Linked DNA regions of Homo sapiens: region 1 is linked to region 2. Evidence: read pairs that join two places in POLR2A ChIA-PET (ENCODE). Cell type or tissue: B cell. All regions are shown on one strand. Each heading gives the region's core, and the rest is flanking DNA. Links, peaks and the distances in the headings are about the cores only. Region 1 has its middle 17 kb from the start of TNFSF14. Region 2 overlaps VAV1 (vav guanine nucleotide exchange factor 1).

Region 1 (9,009 bases), core at 440-8,439, 130 kb before region 2:
ACCTTTTATCCCTTGGAGATACATTCAAAATATTCAAGGGGGGATGTGAAATGGGATGATATCTGAAATAATATCAAATTTAGAAAGAGGGTAGTTGATAAAGTCAGCGTGGCAGGACATTGAAACTATTGAAATGAAGTGATGAATTTATGGGAGTTTCTTAGACAATTTTCCTCTTTTTTGTGCATGTTCATAAATTGCCCTAATAATTTATTTATTTTTTTGAGACAGGGTTTCACCCCTGTTGCCCAGGCTGGAGGGCAGTGGCACAACCTTGGCTCACTGCAACCTCCGCCCCTGCCAGGCTTAAGCGATTCTCCTGCCTCAGCCTCCCGAGTAGCTGGGACTGCATGTGCATGCCACCACACCCAGCTTATTTTTGTATTTTTTGTAGAGACAGGGTTTTGCGATGTTGCCCAGGCTGGTCTTGAAGTCCTGGGCTCAAGTGATCCGCCCTCCTTGGCCTCCCAAAGTGCTGGGATTACAGATGTGAGCCACCGTGCCCGGCCCTAATAAGTTTTTGTAAAAATCTCTAGGCATTAACAATTTTTAAAAAGTATTCTAATGGTCTTCCATTAGAAATCTTCCATTACACTTAAAATAAAATTCTAATGGCTTATACAAAGTCCTTCCTCTTCTGTCTCCTCCACCCCTCTGGCCACTGCTCACTGCACCCCGCCCTCCTCCTCACTCTTCACCTCTGGACTCCAGAGACTCTGGGTTTCCTTTGATTCCTGGATGTCTTCAAGCTCCTTCCTGCTTCAGAGCCTCTGCACAAGCTGCTCCCTTTGCCTAGAGCCCTCGGCCCTCCAGTCTTTGTTTTATCAACTCAAAGGTTAAATGTCAGAATCCTTTGCATTCCCAAATCCTGGTCATGAGCCATGTTATCTAAGGATATTCAAGGATTCCAAACTCAAATGCTTACAGGGGCCAAGTAATTGGTGTAAACATGTAAAGTAAGCTGGATTCTGTTTTTAACACTCATAGGCACACACCTTGATTATTTAAAATATAGAAAACATTCTTTATTTGCCACAAAGGACTGTTATGGCAGACAGAATAAGGCAATTTCTCCCCAACCCCACACCTCAAGATGTCCACATCCTACTCCTTAGGATCTATGGATATGTTTGTTTCCTTACACAGCAAAAGAGATTTAGTAGATGTGATTAAGTAAAGGACCTTATCCTGGGTTATGTGGGTAGGTCCAACCTAGTCAAAAGGATTTTTGTTTTTTGTCCTTTTTTTTTTTTTTTGGTAAGTGACAGGGTATCACTGTTGCCCAGGCTGGGGTGCAGTGGTGCGATCATGGCTCACTGCAGCTTTGGACTCCTAGGCTCAAGCAATCCTCCCATCTCAGCCTCCCAAGTAGCTGGAACTATAGGCATGCACCACCACACCTGGCTAATTTTTGATTTTTTATACAGACATGGTCTCACTATGTTGCCCAGGCTGATCTTAAACTCCCGGACTTAAGCGATCCTCCTGCCTCAGCTTCCCAAGTAGCTGGAAGTACAGGCATGCACTACCACTCCTGGCTATTTTTTTTTTTTGAGACAGTGTCTTGCTCTGTTGCCCAGGCTGGAGTGTAGTGGTGTGATCTCAGCTCACTGCAGCCTCCACCTTCTGGGCTCAACTGATCCTCCCACCTCAGCCTCCTGGGTAACTGAGACTACAGGTGCATGCCACTATGACTGGCTAATTAAAAAAAAAATTTTTTTTTTGTAGAGATGGGGTCTCACCATGTTACCCAGGCTGGTCTCAAACTTCTGGCCTCAAGTGATCCTCCCAACTCAGTCTCCCAAAGTGCTGGAATTACAGGCATGAGCCACCATGCTCAGTCTAATTTTTTTTTAATGTTAATTTTTGTAAAGATGATGTCTCAGTATTTTGCCCAGGCTAGTCTTGAACTCCTGGCCTCAAGTGATCCTCCCATCTCAGTCCCCCAAAATGCTGGAATTACAGTTGTGAGCCACCACACCTGGCCTATTTTTGTTTTTTTAATTTTAATGTTTGTAGAGATGAAGTATCACTATGTTGCCCATGCTGGTCTTGAACTCCTGGCCTCAAGTGAGCCTCCCCTCCTTGGCCTCCCAAAATGCTGGGATTATAGCAGTTCCCAGTCAGAGATTCCTATAAAATGGAGGCAGGAAGGGATCAGAGTCCAAGAAAGAGGTGATAATGGGAGCAGTGGAGGGAGAGAGAGAGATATTTGAAGGCGTTATACTTCTGGCTTTGAAGACAGAGGAAGGTGGACATGAACTAGGGATGGATGGTGGCCTCCAGAAGTGAGAAAAGGCAGGAAAAGGCTGGGTGCAATGGCTCACGCCTGTAATCACAACACTTTGGGAGGCCAAGGTGGGTGGATCACCTGAGGTCAGGAGTTTGAGACCAGCCTGATCAACATGGTGAAACCCCGTCTCTACTAAAAACACAAAAATTAGCTGGGCATGGTGGTGGGCACCTGTAGTCCCAGCTACTCGGGAGGCTGAGGCAGGAGAATCACTTGAACCCGGGAGGCGGAGGTTGCAGTGAGCCGAGACCATGCCATTGCACTCCAGCCTGGGTGACAGAGTGAAACTCCGTCTCAAAGAAAAAAAAAAAAAAAAAAAGAAAGAAAAGAAAAGAAAAGTCAGGAAAATGAATTATTCCCTAGAACTCCCAGAAAAAAATACAGCTCTGCTGATACTTTGATTTTAGCCTCTTAAGACTCATTTTGGACTTCTGGCCCCTAGACCTGTAAGAAAATAAAATAGTGTTGTTTTAAGCCACTAAGTTTGTGATCATGTGTTTCAGCAGCAGCAGGGAACTAATAAAACGATGAACTCTCCTTTTTCTTAAAACTTTGGTCATCTCAGGCTGTTATATATTTTCTCACCTTTGATGGAGAAGTGACAACTTCTCTGTGCCTGGATTTCCCCATCCATAAAATAGGAGTCAAAATAGTACCTCCCTGCAAGGTTATTGTGAGAATTAAATAAGTTAAAGTGAATGAGTAACACTTATCATGGTGCATAGTGAGTACTCCAGAAATGTGAAGTATAATTAATATTACTATTACTTAAAAACAACAGCACAAGTATGATGATGAAAGGCGACTGGCATTCAGCCTCAGTGTGAGAGACAACTGGGAGTGGTGGGGACTGTGGTGAGCTGCTGAGCCCATGCCCTATCCAAAGGAGACAGCCACTATCCAACCTGGGCTGTTGTCACAGCTTCTACCTCCCCAAGAAAACCCAGAAATCTGGATTTGTCCATGTCTATGTGAAAATTTTCTTTTTTCTTTTTTTTTTTTTTGAGATGGAGTCTTGCTCTGTCTCCCTGTCTGGAGTGCAGTGGTGCAATCTTGGCTCACTGCAACTTCCACCTCCTGGATTCAAGCAATCTTCCTGTCTCAGCCTCCCGAGTAGCTGGGACTACAGGCACATATCCATATGCCTGGCTTGTGGGTGAAACACCCATAGGGTTTCACCATATTGGTTAGGCTGGTCTCGAATTCCTGACCTCAGGGGATCCACCCACTTCAGCCTGCCAAAGTGCTGGGATTACAGGCGTGAGCCACCCACGTGCAAAATTTTTGAATATTTATATAATGGTTACCAATTCCCATTTAAAAAACACACTAGATGTGGCCTGTGAATGTAAGGCCACTTTTGATGTAATAACTGAAAAGAATCAGAAATTTAAATGTGCACATGATTACAGCATGCTTACAAAAAGAATAGCTACGAAGGATTCAAGAGCTCACTGTGGGCCAAGCTCTGTAAAAGTACCTAAGGGTTCAAGCCATGTAATCTCACAATAAGCAGGGTAAGGTAGAGGCCACTTTTCATCGTCTTTTAAAGATGAGGAAACTGAGGCCCAGAGATGCCAAGGATGAATACTAAGGTCACCCATCTGGGAAGTGACAGAGTGGGGATTTGACCTCAGGGGGTCTGGCTTGTAAAGGAACATAGAAAATATCAGAACCCTCAACCTCTTTGTGCAAAAGGGAAGGCTAAGCTTGGAGGCTGAGTCATTGTCACATCCTCATCCAATGAATAGCTGTCACTGGTTTTATGTATCAGCTATATCCCCCCACCCCCAAAAGTAAAAGGCCTCAGGCATCTATGAAGGGCTAATCCCCACAGATCTTTCCTCAGGAAATTCTTTGCTGGCTTCCTATAAACAAGAACATGAAAATGTTAACTTTAGGTCTGCAATCTAAAGCTAAAGTCTGTTCCATTTCACAGTGACAACGTCAATTACAAGCTTATCTTCCCAGGTGAAAGACAAAGACAAGACAAGATTAGTCATTGCTCCCTTCCTCTTCAAACATTCACCTTAGCTTATGTAAAATGTAGATTTACTGGGCACTAACTAAAGTCTCATAAGAATGTAAGGGTTTGCCTTACTGCCTACCTGCCTTTCTTCCTCAGTGCCATTCCCCTCTTTAAGGAAATGTGTAGGCCGGGCACGGTGGCTGATGCCTGTAATCCCAGCACTTTGGGAGGCCGAGGCAGGTGGATCACCTGAGGTCAGTCAGGAGTTCGAGACCAGCCTGGCCAACATGGCAAAACCTCGTCTCTACTAAAAATACAAGAATTAGCCGGGCATGGTGGCGGGCTCCTATAATCCCAGCTACTTGGGAGGCTGAGGCAGGAGAATTGCTTGAACCCAGGGGGTGGAGGTTGCAGTGAGCCGAGATCATGCCACTTCACTCCAACCTGGGTGAAAGAGCAAAGCTCCGTCTCAACAAAAAAAAAAAAAAAAAAAAAAAGGCCGGGCGCAGTGGCTCAAGCCTGTAATCCCAGCACTTTGGGAGGCCGAGGCGGGTGGATCAGGAGATCAGGAGATCGAGACCATCCTGGTTAACACGGTGAAACCCCGTCTCTACTAAAAATACAAAAAAAATTAGCCGGGTGTGGTGGCGGGCGCCTGTAGTCCCAGCTACTCGGAAGGCTGAGGCAGGAGAATGGCGTGAACCTGGGAGGCAGAGCTTGCAGTGAGCCGAGATCCCGCCAGTGCACTCCAGCCTGGGCAACAGAGCGAGACTCCGTCTCAAAAAAAAAAAGAAAAGAAAAGAAAAGAAAAGAAAAATGTGTAAATATGAAACCTCCTGAAACTTCTTTGGAAAAACAGCCACAGAGGCAACTGTGGCTGGTGATTTTCCCAGATGTGTGCTAAAGCTGGCTTCAGAAACCTTGATCAATTGACTCTTGCCCCTGTCTCACATTCTGGTCATCAGGCTCCAGGATAAGAACCATCCTGCTTCTCTGCAACGATGCGTCTCAAGTGTTCAAATGCTGTGGCATTCCCCAGGAGGAACATAGCGTCCTACTATGAGATTAATCATTTGTTTTCTTGGCCAGGCATGGTGGCCTGTAATCCCAACACTTTGGGAGACCGAGGCAGGTGGATCACCTGAGGTCAGGAGTTCAAGACCAGCCTGGTCAACATGTTGAAACCCCATCTCTACTAAAACTACAAAAAAAAAAAAAAAAAAAAAAATTAACCAGATATGGTAGCGTGTGCCTGTAATCCCAGCTACTCAGGAGGCTGAGGCAGGGGAATTGCTTGAATCTGGGAGGCGGAGGTTGCAGTGAGGCAGGATCGCGCCACTGCACTCCAGTCTGGACGACAGAGTGAGACTGAGTCTCAAAATAATAATAATAATAATTTGTTTTCTCATCATTGCTTCTTTACTTCTACCACCTCTTGGTCTTGGCAAGAGATGAAGAGGGGGGAGGATTTCCTGCCCAGGGGGTGGGGGTAGGGTGAGGACGGTGGACTTCAGGTCCTGAGGAAGAGCTGATGGTGGTGGTGGGTTGGTGGGTGCGGTAAGGAGGCAATCTGAAAAGAAGCTGGAGCGCAGGAGGCGAAAAGAGGAAATGAGGTAGATAAACTTCTCAGAAGTGAAAAGTAGGTTAGCAGCCTGGTATAGGAGGTCTCTGTCCCTATACTTTATTGAAGGTCAAGTACGGGTGTACAGTCTCTTGTTGCACCAGCTTCTGTCTTTGTGGGGTTTTTCCTTGTTCTCCTCCCATCTTTTCCTCCCCTCCCTGTCTTTCCTTTCTCTCCTCTCTTTCCCCTTCATCTCCTTCCCCTCTCCACTCCTCCTCTGGCTCTCCCCTTTTTTCCCTCTCCATCCTCCTCCTCCTCCTCCTGCCACCTCCTCCTCCTTTCCCCCTCTTTCTTCATCTGCCCTTCCCCATCTCTTTCCATCCTCCTCCTCACCCACGTCTCCTTCTTCCTCTCTCTCCAGCTCCTCCAGGTTGAGAGACGCCTCCCAGAATGATTTTTGGAGGCTAAACTTAGCAAGAGGTTCCATCCCCACGCGGAAGTTGGTAGCTGCTGGTGACTTTTATCAATACATGCTCTCCACACCTTGGTTTCCTCATCAAAGCCACAGAAACAGAAAGACTGTGATGAGAGTGAAGGAAACTCCAGCGGGGGTTGGGGCCAGGCGCTGGGGGCTCTCCTACCTCCCACCAGCCCAGCAAGGGCAGGGAAGGCAGGAAACTGCCCTGAATCCACTGCGTACCCTTGGCAGAGGTAAAGGGCATCCTTGCCTCTCTCGGTCCACAGTTCTGCGTCTAAGATGTGCAGACAGTAACAGCTCCTGCCCGAAGCCAAAAGATGCATATAAATGTATAACTCACACAAGACGCCTAGGCCTTGAATAGGCCGGGCACGGTGGCTCAAGCCTGTAATCCCAGCAGTCTGGGAGGCTGAGGGGGGTGGATCACCTGAGGTTGAGAGTTCGAGACCAGCCTGGCCAACATGGTGAAACCCCGTCTCTACTAAAAATACAAAAAGAAAAAAAAAATTAGCTGGTTGTGGTGGGCGCCTGTAATCCCAGCTACTGGGAGGCTGAGGCAGGAAAATCACTTGAACCCGGGAGGCAGAGGTTGCAGGTTGCAGTGAGCTGAGATCACAACATTGCACTCCAGCCTGGGAGACAGAGGGAGACTCAGCCTCAAAAAAAAAAAAAAAAAGAAAGAAAGAAATTCATTTATGTTTCATATATACCTTGTACACATAGACTGAAGATAATTTCATAAAATAGTATTAATAATTTTGTGCATGACACAAAGTTGGTGTACACTGAACCATTTGAAAGCAAAGGTCACTGTCTCAGCCACCCATGTGGACAATCTGTGGTTGCTTGGCATCATCATCATTCCTTTTATTTATTTATTATTTTTATTTTTATCTTTTTTTGAGACAGAGTTATGCTCTGTTGCCCAGGCTAGAGTGCAATGGCGTGATCTCAGCTCACCGCAACCTCCACCTCCTGGATTCAAGCGATTCTCTTGCCTTAGCCTCCCAAGTAGCTGGGATTACAGGCACGTGCCACCATGCCCAGCTAATTTTGTATTTTAGTAGAAATGAGGTTTCACCATGTTGACCAGGCTGGTCTCGAGCTCCTGACCTCAGGTGATCCACCTGCCTCGGCTGGAATTCCAAAGTGCTGCGTTGTAACCGGGCAAGTTATAGAGAAACGCCACACTCTTAGACTAATTAAGGAGTCCTTTATTAGCCGGCGACTGAGAGATGGCTAGCGCTCAAAATTCTCTCAGCCCCGAAGAAGGGGCTAGGTTTCTTTTTATACCTTGGTTTAGAAGGGGAGGAGGGAGCAGAGCTGAAGCAATTTTATGGAAGCAAAACAGGCAAGAAAATTAAAAAGATAAATGGTAAAAGGAAAACAAACAGTTCCAGGTGCAGGGGCTTTAAATCTATCACAAGGTGATAGACGCGGGGGCTTTGGGTGCTATCAACCGGACGAATTCCTGGGAATTGTGGATATAGCTTGTCACAGTATCTTATCAGTAATCGCATTCTTGGATGTGCTGGGAGTCAGCTTAAGTCCTTGAGGAAGGGGGGTGGGTGAGGGACTGCAAATGAAGGAGCCAAAATGGAGTCTGTCTGGCTTTCTCAGCTAAGGGAGGGTCAATCAGGTTAAAAACAAGGTAGGGTATGACATTCCCCACTCGTGTTTTGGGGAATCGAATCATTGATTCCTCGGTTATAACAAGGGGGTTATATTGGGTCCTAAGATACATAAGTTTGACAGAAGCTATGCGCTGCTTTATAAAGTTAAGAACCCATTTAATACACAAGGCCTGAAGACTAACAAGAGGAGGAGAATGGGTCCTGCCAATCCAGTAATGAGAGTCGTCAGCCATGGATTCCAATTAAGCATGTTTTGGTACCAGGGGGTGTTATTTTCTCGTTTTTGCTGGCATCTATCTAGATTTTCTCGAACTTTTTGGAGAGTATCTTTTATGACTCCAGACTGATTGGCATAGAAACAACGACTCTCTCCTAGAGCTGTGTGTAGCCCTCCTTGGGAGAGAAATAGCAGATCTAAGCCTCGGCGGTTTTGAAGAACTACTTCAGCTAGAGACTCTACCTGGGTATGCAGTATATTTATGGCTGATTGGAGATTGCTTAAATTAGCATCTACTTGTTTTTTTTTTTTTTGAGACAGAGTCTCGCTCTGTCACCCAGGCTGGAGTGCAGTGGTGCAATCTCAGCTCACTGCAAGCCCCGCCTCCCGGGTTCACGCCATTCTCCTGCCTCAGCCTCCCAAGTAGCTGGGACTACAGGCGCCCGCCACCACGCCCGGCTCGTTTTTTGTATTTTTAGTAGAAACGGGGTTTCACCGTGTTAGCCAGGATGGTCTTGATCTCCTGACCTCGTGATCCACCTGCCTTGGCCTCCCAAGGTGCTGGGATTACGGGCATGAGCCACCGCGCCCGGCCAGCATCTACTTGTTGAGACAGGGACATTAGTCCGGTCTCTCCTTGAACCAGGGCAGCCGTGCCAATGGCTGCTGATCCAGCTATGCTAAGGCCGGCCAGAAGGGGCACAAGGAGTGGGGCAGCTCGGTGAAACCTGGAATGTAATTCAGGGGGAGCGATGAGAAGCTGTCCTTCTGGCCCACTGTACGTGTAGACCTGGGGGAGCACATGAACCAACACGCACAGGAGGGGTCCTGGTTCAGTCCCATTGATGCAGCGAGTG
Region 2 (8,000 bases), core at 1-8,000:
GTGTGAACATCAGAGTACATTTACATAAACCTAGAGGGTACAGCATACTGCACACCTGGGCTATATGGTATAACCTATTGCTCCTAGCTACAAACCCGTACAGCATGGGACTGCACTGAATACTTACCATTGCATTAAAAGATTGCCTTCTCCTTTTCTTTCTTTTTTCTTTTTTTTTTTTTTTTGGGACGGAGTCTCACTCTATTCCTCAGGCTGGAGTGCAATGACGTGATCTCAGCTCACTGGAACCTCCACCTCCTGGGTTCAAGAGATTCTCCTGCCTCAGCCTCCCGAGTAGCTGGGATTACAGGCACGTGCCACCACATCCGGCTAATTTTTTTGTATTTTTAGTAGAGACAGGGTTTCACCATGTTGACCAGGCTGGTCTTGAACTCCTGACCTCAGATGATCTGCCCGCCTCAGCCTCCCAAAGTGCTGGGATTACACGTGATAGCCACCATGCCCAGGCGATTTCTTATCATTTATACCATATTTTATACAAAGATTTCTTATCTTTCTTTTGAGACAGAGTCTCACTCTGTCACCCAGGCTGGAGTGCATTGGCACGATCTCTGCTCACTGCAACCTCCACTTCTTGGGTTCAAGTGATCCTCCTGCCTCAGCCTCCTGAGCAGCTGGGACTACAGATGCACACCACCAAGCCCACCATTTTTTAAAGTAGAGATGGGGGTCTCACCATGTTGCCCAGGCTGGTCTCAAACTCCTGGCCTCAAGAGACCCTCCCACCTCGGCCTCCCAAAGTGCTGGGATGATAATCGTGAATCATCGTGCTCCACCCAGTCCTCGTGTTTTTATTTTTCAAATTTTAAGACGTTTTATTTTGTCAACCGAAGTGCTAGCCAATCTTTGTGTTTTTGATAGATATTGCCAAATTGTTATCCGTCTGGGATTGTTTCCATATGAATTATTTCAATTATACCACCACATGCCAGAGGACTGGCTTCTCTGCCGCCTCCCCGACAGACGGTTCTGTTGCCAAGATTCTGGAGTTTTGCCAGCTGGATGGGAAATCAGTGGAGCTCATTAAGGCTCAGTTTACATTTTCTCTTATTCTGAGTGAAGCTGAGCCTCTTTCCTTATGTTTAAGAGCTATTTATATTTTCTTCCTGTGATACAATCTCTGTTCATATCACTTGCTTACTATTGTTGCACTTTCTAGAACTACTGACCTTTTCTCTTACTGATTTTTTTTTTTTTTTTGAGGCTGAGTCTTTCTCTGTTGTACAGGCTGCAGTGTAGTGGCGCAATCTCAGCTCACTGCAACCTCCGCCTCCCAGGTTCAAGTGATTCTCGTGCCTCAGCCTCACAAGTAGCTGAGATTACAGGTGTGCGCCAAGATGCCCAGCTAATTTTTGTATTTTTAGTAGAGACAGGGTTTCGCCATGTTGGCCTGGCCGGTCTCAAACTCCTGACCTCGAGTGATCCACCCGTCTTGGCCTCCCAAAGTGCTGGGATTACAGGCATCTCTTACTGATTTTTAGGAGCTCTTTATATATAGGTTGACTTAAATTGCAAGTCAGGTATTTGCTAGCTTTGTGGTCTTGGAGAAAAAAATAATTACTTAACCTATTGGATCCCTGATTGTCTTATCTATAAAACAGGAAATCTATAAAATGAGAATGTTGGCCGTGCACATGGCTCACTCTTGTAATCCCAGCACTTCGGGAGGCTGAGGTGGGGGATCACCTGAGGTCAGGAGTTCAAGACCAGCCTGTCCAACATGGCGAAAGCCCAACTCTACTACAAATACAATAATTAGCCGGGTGTGCTGGTGGGCACCTGTAATCCCAGCTACTCAGGAGACTGAGGCAGAAGAATCCCTTGAACCCAGGAGGCGGAGGTTGTAGTGAGCCAAGATTGCACCACTGCACTCCAGCCTAGGCAACAGAGTGAGACTCCATCTAAAATAAATAAATAAATAAATAAATAAAAATAAAAATAAAATAAAATAAAATGGAAATGTTGACAGTACCTTTATTTCAGAGTTGTGTAAGGATTAAACATGATAAGGTAAATGAAATTCCCAGCATGGCAATTAACATATAGTGAGTGCTAAATGAACGAGAGTCATTATTTTTGTTAATTTAATTCCATTGAGTCCCAGCTGCCTGTAGGCAATGGTATATAAGTCAGGGTACGTATGTTAACTGCTGTAACAAATTGCATCATTTTGCCAGGCACAATGGCTCACGCCTATAATCCCAACACTTTGGGAAGCCAAGGCAAGGCTAATCGCTTGAGGCCAGGAGTTTGAGACTAGCTTGGGCAACATACAAGATCCCCATCTCTACAAAATATATATATATATTAGCAGAGCATGGTGGTGTGTGCCTATGGTCCCGGCTACCTAGGACGCTGAGGCAGGAGGATCACTTGAGCCCAGGAATTGGAGGCTGCAGTGAGCTATAGATCGCGCCGCTGCAGTCCAGCCCGGGTGACAGAGTGAGATCCTGTCTCGGAAGAAAAAAAAAAAAGGCCAGGTGCAGTGGCTCACGCCTGTAATCCCAGCACCTTGGGAGGCCAAGGCAGGTGGATCATGAGGTCAGGAGTTTGAAACCAGCCTGACCAATATGGGGAAATCCGGTTTCTACTAAAAATACATAAATTAGCCAGGCGTGGTGGTGTATGCCTGTAGTCCCAGCTACTCAGGAGGCTGAGGCAGGAGAATGGCTTGAACCTGGGAGGTGGAGGCTACAGTGAGCTGAGATCATGCCACTGCACTCCAGCCTGGTGACAGAGCGAGACTCCGTCTCAAAAAAAACAAAAACAAAAACAAACAAAACCAAACCCTCAAAACACAAAACCAAATTACATGACTTCAGTGATAGTGAGACTTTACTTCTTATTGATGTCACAATTCAGTTTGGGTCAATGTCAGGGGTTGGGGGAGGAGGGCTCTATGTTATAGAGTCTCTCTAGGGCCGAGGCTCCATCATCTCATGGTCTTAGCTTCCCGAAGGCCCTTGGAGTCTTTTCTACTGGGGAAAGAGCGCTATGAAAGAATTTCCCAGGCCAGGCCTGGAAGTGGCGCCATCACCTCCATCCTTTTTTTTTTTTTTTTTTTTTGAGACGGAGTTTTGCCCTTTTCCTCCAGGCTGGAGTGCAATGGCGCGATCTCTGTTCAGTGCATCACGGCAACCTCCGCCTCCCAGGTTCAAGTGATTCTCCTGCCTCAGCCTCCCAAGTAGCTGGGATTACAGGCATGCACCATCACACCTGGCTAATTTTGTAGGGGTTTCTCCATGTTAGTCAGGGTGGTCTCGAACTCCTGACCTCGGGTGATCCACTCGCCTCGGCCTCCCAAAGTGCTGGGATTACAGGCGTGAGCCACCATGCCCTGCCTCCATTCTTGTTATTGGCCAGAACTTGGTCACATGGCTCCATTTAACTACGAGGGAGACTAGGAATGTGGTTAAACTGGAGCTGGGGATAAAAAGGAGATAGGTTGGTTGGACGCAAAGAAGTCACTGCCGTAGAACCTCAGGGTAATGCCTCACTGGCTCCAGAAATGCAGGTATGGAGCGGGTTTCAGGAATGCAGGTCTAGGGCCAGGCATGGTGGCTCATGCCTGTAATCTCAGCACTTTGAGAGGCCGAGACAGGAGGATTGCTTGAGGCTAGGAATTCGAGACCAGCCTGGGCAACATACCAAGGTCCCGTCTCTACAAAAAATAAAAAAATAAGCCCGGCATGGTGGTGCACGCCTATAGTCTCAGCTACTCAGGAAGTTGAGGCAGGAGGATCGCTTGAGCCCAGGAGTTTGATGCTGCAGTGAGCTATGATTGTGCTACCACTGTACTCCAGACTGGACAAAAGAGTAAGACCCTGTCTCTAAATATATCTATGCAGGTCTGTGGAAATCTCAATGGGATGTAGAATAAGAAGGACCTGAGCCAAGGCCATGGGGGAGGAATTCAGCTGGGGATGAGGGAGCTGGGTGATAGCAACTTCAGCAAAATGGGTTGGGCTGATTGGAAAACCTCCTCTTACCTTGCCTGCTAGGGCCAACAGGAGGGGCATCTAGGAGGGTCAGCACTTGGCACCATCCCTTTCCATTCCATTCTGTTCCTTTTTTTTTTTTTTTTTTGAGACAGAGTTTCACTCTCTCTCCCAGGCTGGAGTGCAGTGGCACAATCTTGGCTCACGGCAGCCTCCGCCTCCCGGGTTCAAGCGATTCTCCTGCCTCAGCCTCCTGAGTAGCTGGGATTACAGGCAAGTGCCACCACACCTAGCTGATTTTTGTATTTTTAGTAGAGACGGGGTTTCACCATGTTGGCCAAGCTGGTCTCCAACTCCTGGCCTCAAGTGATCTACCCGCCTCGGCCTCCCAAAGTGCTGGGATTACAGACGTGAGCCACCATGCCCAGCCTCCATTCTATTCTATTCACTGACCTCCTCTCTTGGTCCAGTGCTGGGAAATGTCACCTTTCAGGACTTTCACAGAGATGCTAGAAATCTCTGTCCCTTCCCTACTCACAGCCCTTCCCTGGTTCCCCACTGCCCTTGGTGAAAAAGACAAAATCCTCACTGTAGCCCACAAGGGCTTATGCATTTGGCCTCTGTCCATCTCTCAGCCCTTCCCTGCTCCCTCTCTACCCATTGCTCTCTGCACCGCAGCCAAATCGGCCACCCAGCACAATCCAGCCTCAGGGCCTTTGCACTGGCTCTTCCTTCTTCAGGGATTTCTCTTCCCTCAGGTATACACGGTGAGTGTTCTCTTATCTCCTTCAGGTTTCTCTTTCTCTCTCTCTCTGTCTTTTTTCGGAGAAGGGGGTCTTGCTCTATTGCCCAGGCTGGAGTGCAGTGGTGTTATCATAGCTCACTGCAGCCTCCAACTTCTGGGCTCAAGTGATCCTCTCGCCTCTGCCTCCCAAAGTGCTCGGATACAGACATGAGCCACTTCACCTTTTTCTTTTTTCTTTGTTTTAACGGGGTCTCTGTCTATTGTCCAGGCTGGAGTGCAGTGACATGATCTCAGCTCACTGCAACCTCTGCCTCTTGGATTCAAGTGATTCTCCTGCCTCAGCCTCCCAAGTAGCTGGGATTACAGGCATGTGCCACCATGCCTGGCTAATTTCTGTATTTTTAGTAGAGACGGAGTTTCACCATGTTGGCCAGGCTGGTCTCAAACTCCTGACTTCAGGTGATCTGCCCGCCTCAGCCTTTCAAAGTGCTGGGATTACTGATGTGAGCCACTGCACATGGTCAGTGGCCAGGTTTCTTTCTTTCTTTCTTTCTTTTTTTTTTTTTTTTGAGATAGAGTCTTGCTCTATCGCCCAGGCTGGAGTGCAGTGGCACGATCTCAGCTCACCGCAACCTCTGCCTCCTGGGCCCAAATGATTCTCCTGCCTCAGCCTTCCGAGTAGCCAGGATTATAGGGACGCACCACCACACCCAGCTAATTTTTGTATTTTTAGTAGAGATGGGGTTTCACCATGTTGGCCAGCTGGTCTTGAACTCATGACTTCAAGTGATCCGCCCGTCTCGGCCTCCCAAAGTGCTGGGATTACAGGTAATGAGCCACCGCGCCCAGCCCAGATTTCTTATCTGAGAGATCTTCCACTGTTTCTAGATATAAAATCATAGATTTCGCCCTCCCAACTTCCCATTCTCTTTCATGTTTTATTTTTCTCCATAGCACTTAGTGCTCTCTGACCTGTCATAGTTTTTACTTATTTGCTTATTACCTGTTTTCCACACTCAAATGTCAAGGCAAGGATTTTTGTCTATTTTACGTCCCCCAGTGCTTTAGAACACCACCTGGCACATAGTACGGAATCAATTAATTTATTCATTTATCATATGAATATATGATTCTAATTGCTTCATTCATTCGCTTAACACAGGGGCTGGCAAATGATAACTCATGGGCCCAAGCTGCCTCGTGTTTTAAAAATTATCTTAGCTTGTATCTGTAGTCCCAGCTACCCGGGAGGCTGAGATGGGAGGATCGCTTGAGCCCAGGAGTTTGAGGCTGCAGTGAACTATGATCCTGCCACTGCACTCCAGCCTGGGCAACACAGCAAGCCCGTCCCTGTAAAATAAATTAATTTAAAAAATTAAAAATGAAAATTATGGCTGGGTGCAGTGGCTCACGCCTGTAATCTTAAGACATTGGGAGGCTGAGGCAGGAGGATCACTTGAGCCCAAAAGTTTGAGATCAGCCTGGGCATCCTGGCAAAACCCCATCTCTATAAAAAATATAAAAATTACCTGGGTGTGATGGTGTGCGCCTATAGTCCCAGCTACTCAAGAGGCTGAGGTGGAAGGATCACTTCAGCCTGGGAGATGGAGGTTGCAGTGAACCACGATTGCACCACTGCACTCTAGCCTGAGCAACAGAGACAGGGTCTCAAAACAAAATGAAACAAAACAAAATAAAAATTATTTTATTTATTTACTTTTCTTGGTATTGATTTGACGTTTACTATTTTTATATTTTATTATTATTATTTTTGGTATTCCGCATATTCAGAAAAACTTCTCTAGTAACAATCTATATAAAAATGATCCCTGAAAGTAGAGTCTTACTGCCTTATTTTGAAAATAAAATTTAACCAATACACGGTCAGGCCCATTTGTTGACACGCTGTCTATTTTTTTTTTTTTTTGAGATGGAGTCTTGCTCTGTCATCCAGGCTGGAGTGCAGTGGCCTTCAGGTCTGGCTGGATCCAGGGGCTCAGGCAATATCTCAGGACACCTCCTCCCCACCCTTGGTCTTTCCATCTCTCTCTCTCTATTTTTTGTTTGTTTGCTTTTTTGTGTTTTGAGACAGGGTCTCACTCTGTCACCAAGGCTGGAGTGCAGTGGTGCGATCTTGGCTCACTGCAACCTCCATCTCTTGGCCTCCAGTGATCTTCCCACCTCAGCCTCCTGAGTAGTTGGGACTACAGGTGCACACCACAATGCCAGGCTAATTTTTGTATTTTTAGTAGAGATGGGGTTTCACCAAGTTGGCAAGGCTGGTCTTGAACTCCTGACCTCAAGCAATCTTCCCCGCCTTGGCCTCCAAAAATGCTGGGATTGCAGGCGTGAGTCACCGCACCCAGCCCTCCATCTCTTAACTCTGCTTTCTTGTGGGTGTTTTCCTCCATCCTCAATCATTCTTTTCCCTCATGGAGGCAGATGAGGGTGACCAACTACTCCAGATTTATTTATTTATTTATTTATTTATTTATTTATTTATTTAAAGTCTAAGTTTTGCTCTGTCACACAGGCTGGAGTGCAATGGCATAGTCATAGCTCCCTGCAGCCTCAAACTTCTGGGCTCAGGAGATTCTCCTACCTCAGCTTCCCAAGTAGTTGGGACTAATAGGTGTGCGTCACCATGCCCAACTGTTTTTTTAATGTTTTAAAAACATTAAAACACAGCCAGACATGGTGGCTCACACCTGTAATCCCAGCACTTTGGGAGGCCGAGGCAGGTGGATCACGAGGTCAGGAGATCGAGACCATCCTGGCTAACACGGTGAAACCCCGTCTCTACTAAAAAATACAAAAAATTAGCCGGGTGTGGTGACGGGCACCTGTAGTCCCAGCTACTTGGGAGGCTGAGGCAGGAGAATGGCGTGAACCTGGGAGGTGGAGCTGGCAGTGAGCCGAGATCCCGCCACTGCACTCCAGCCTGGGTGACAGAGCAAGACTCCGTCTCAAAAACAAACAAACAAACAAAAAAACATTAAAACATTCAATGGAGATGGACCTCACTGTGTTGCTCAGGCTGATATGGAACTTCTGGCCTCAAATGATCCTTCTGCCTCAGCCTCCCAAAGCTCTTAGATTACAGGAATGAGCCACCACATCCAGCCTGCTCTAAATTTATATTCTCATCACTCTGAGTTCGATGGAAAATAGGGGGGTTGGCTTTCTGGTCACTGAAGCCAAGGTCCTAGCATTATCCTTCGTTGAACATGATTCTTTTTATTTTATTATTATTATTATTATTATTATTATTATTATTATTTTGAGACTGAGTCTTG

Evidence for each region. ChIA-PET counts read pairs that join two places held together with the same protein. Peaks named below come from ENCODE experiments on the same cell type or tissue, not always from the same donor. Only the 100,000 strongest peaks of a DNase experiment are listed, where the experiment ranks them.
Region 1: POLR2A ChIA-PET joins it to region 2 with 11 read pairs; 2 of 35 experiments call an interaction of 5 or more read pairs at or near these places.

Annotation. Positions count from the first base shown.
Region 1 is chr19:6,648,678-6,657,686 of GRCh38, forward strand. No RefSeq gene overlaps it. Among named protein-coding and RNA genes, the nearest start is that of TNFSF14, 17 kb to the right of the region's middle. In B cell, for the core only: no CTCF peak of the experiment used is centred there; no DNase peak of the experiment used is centred there.
Region 2 is chr19:6,780,405-6,788,404 of GRCh38, forward strand. The region is part of intron 1 of VAV1 (vav guanine nucleotide exchange factor 1); the gene reads left to right. Among named protein-coding and RNA genes, the nearest start is that of VAV1, 12 kb to the left of the region's middle. RefSeq lists a silencer at 2,301-2,473. In B cell, for the core only: no CTCF peak of the experiment used is centred there; no DNase peak of the experiment used is centred there; H3K27ac peaks cover 995 bases.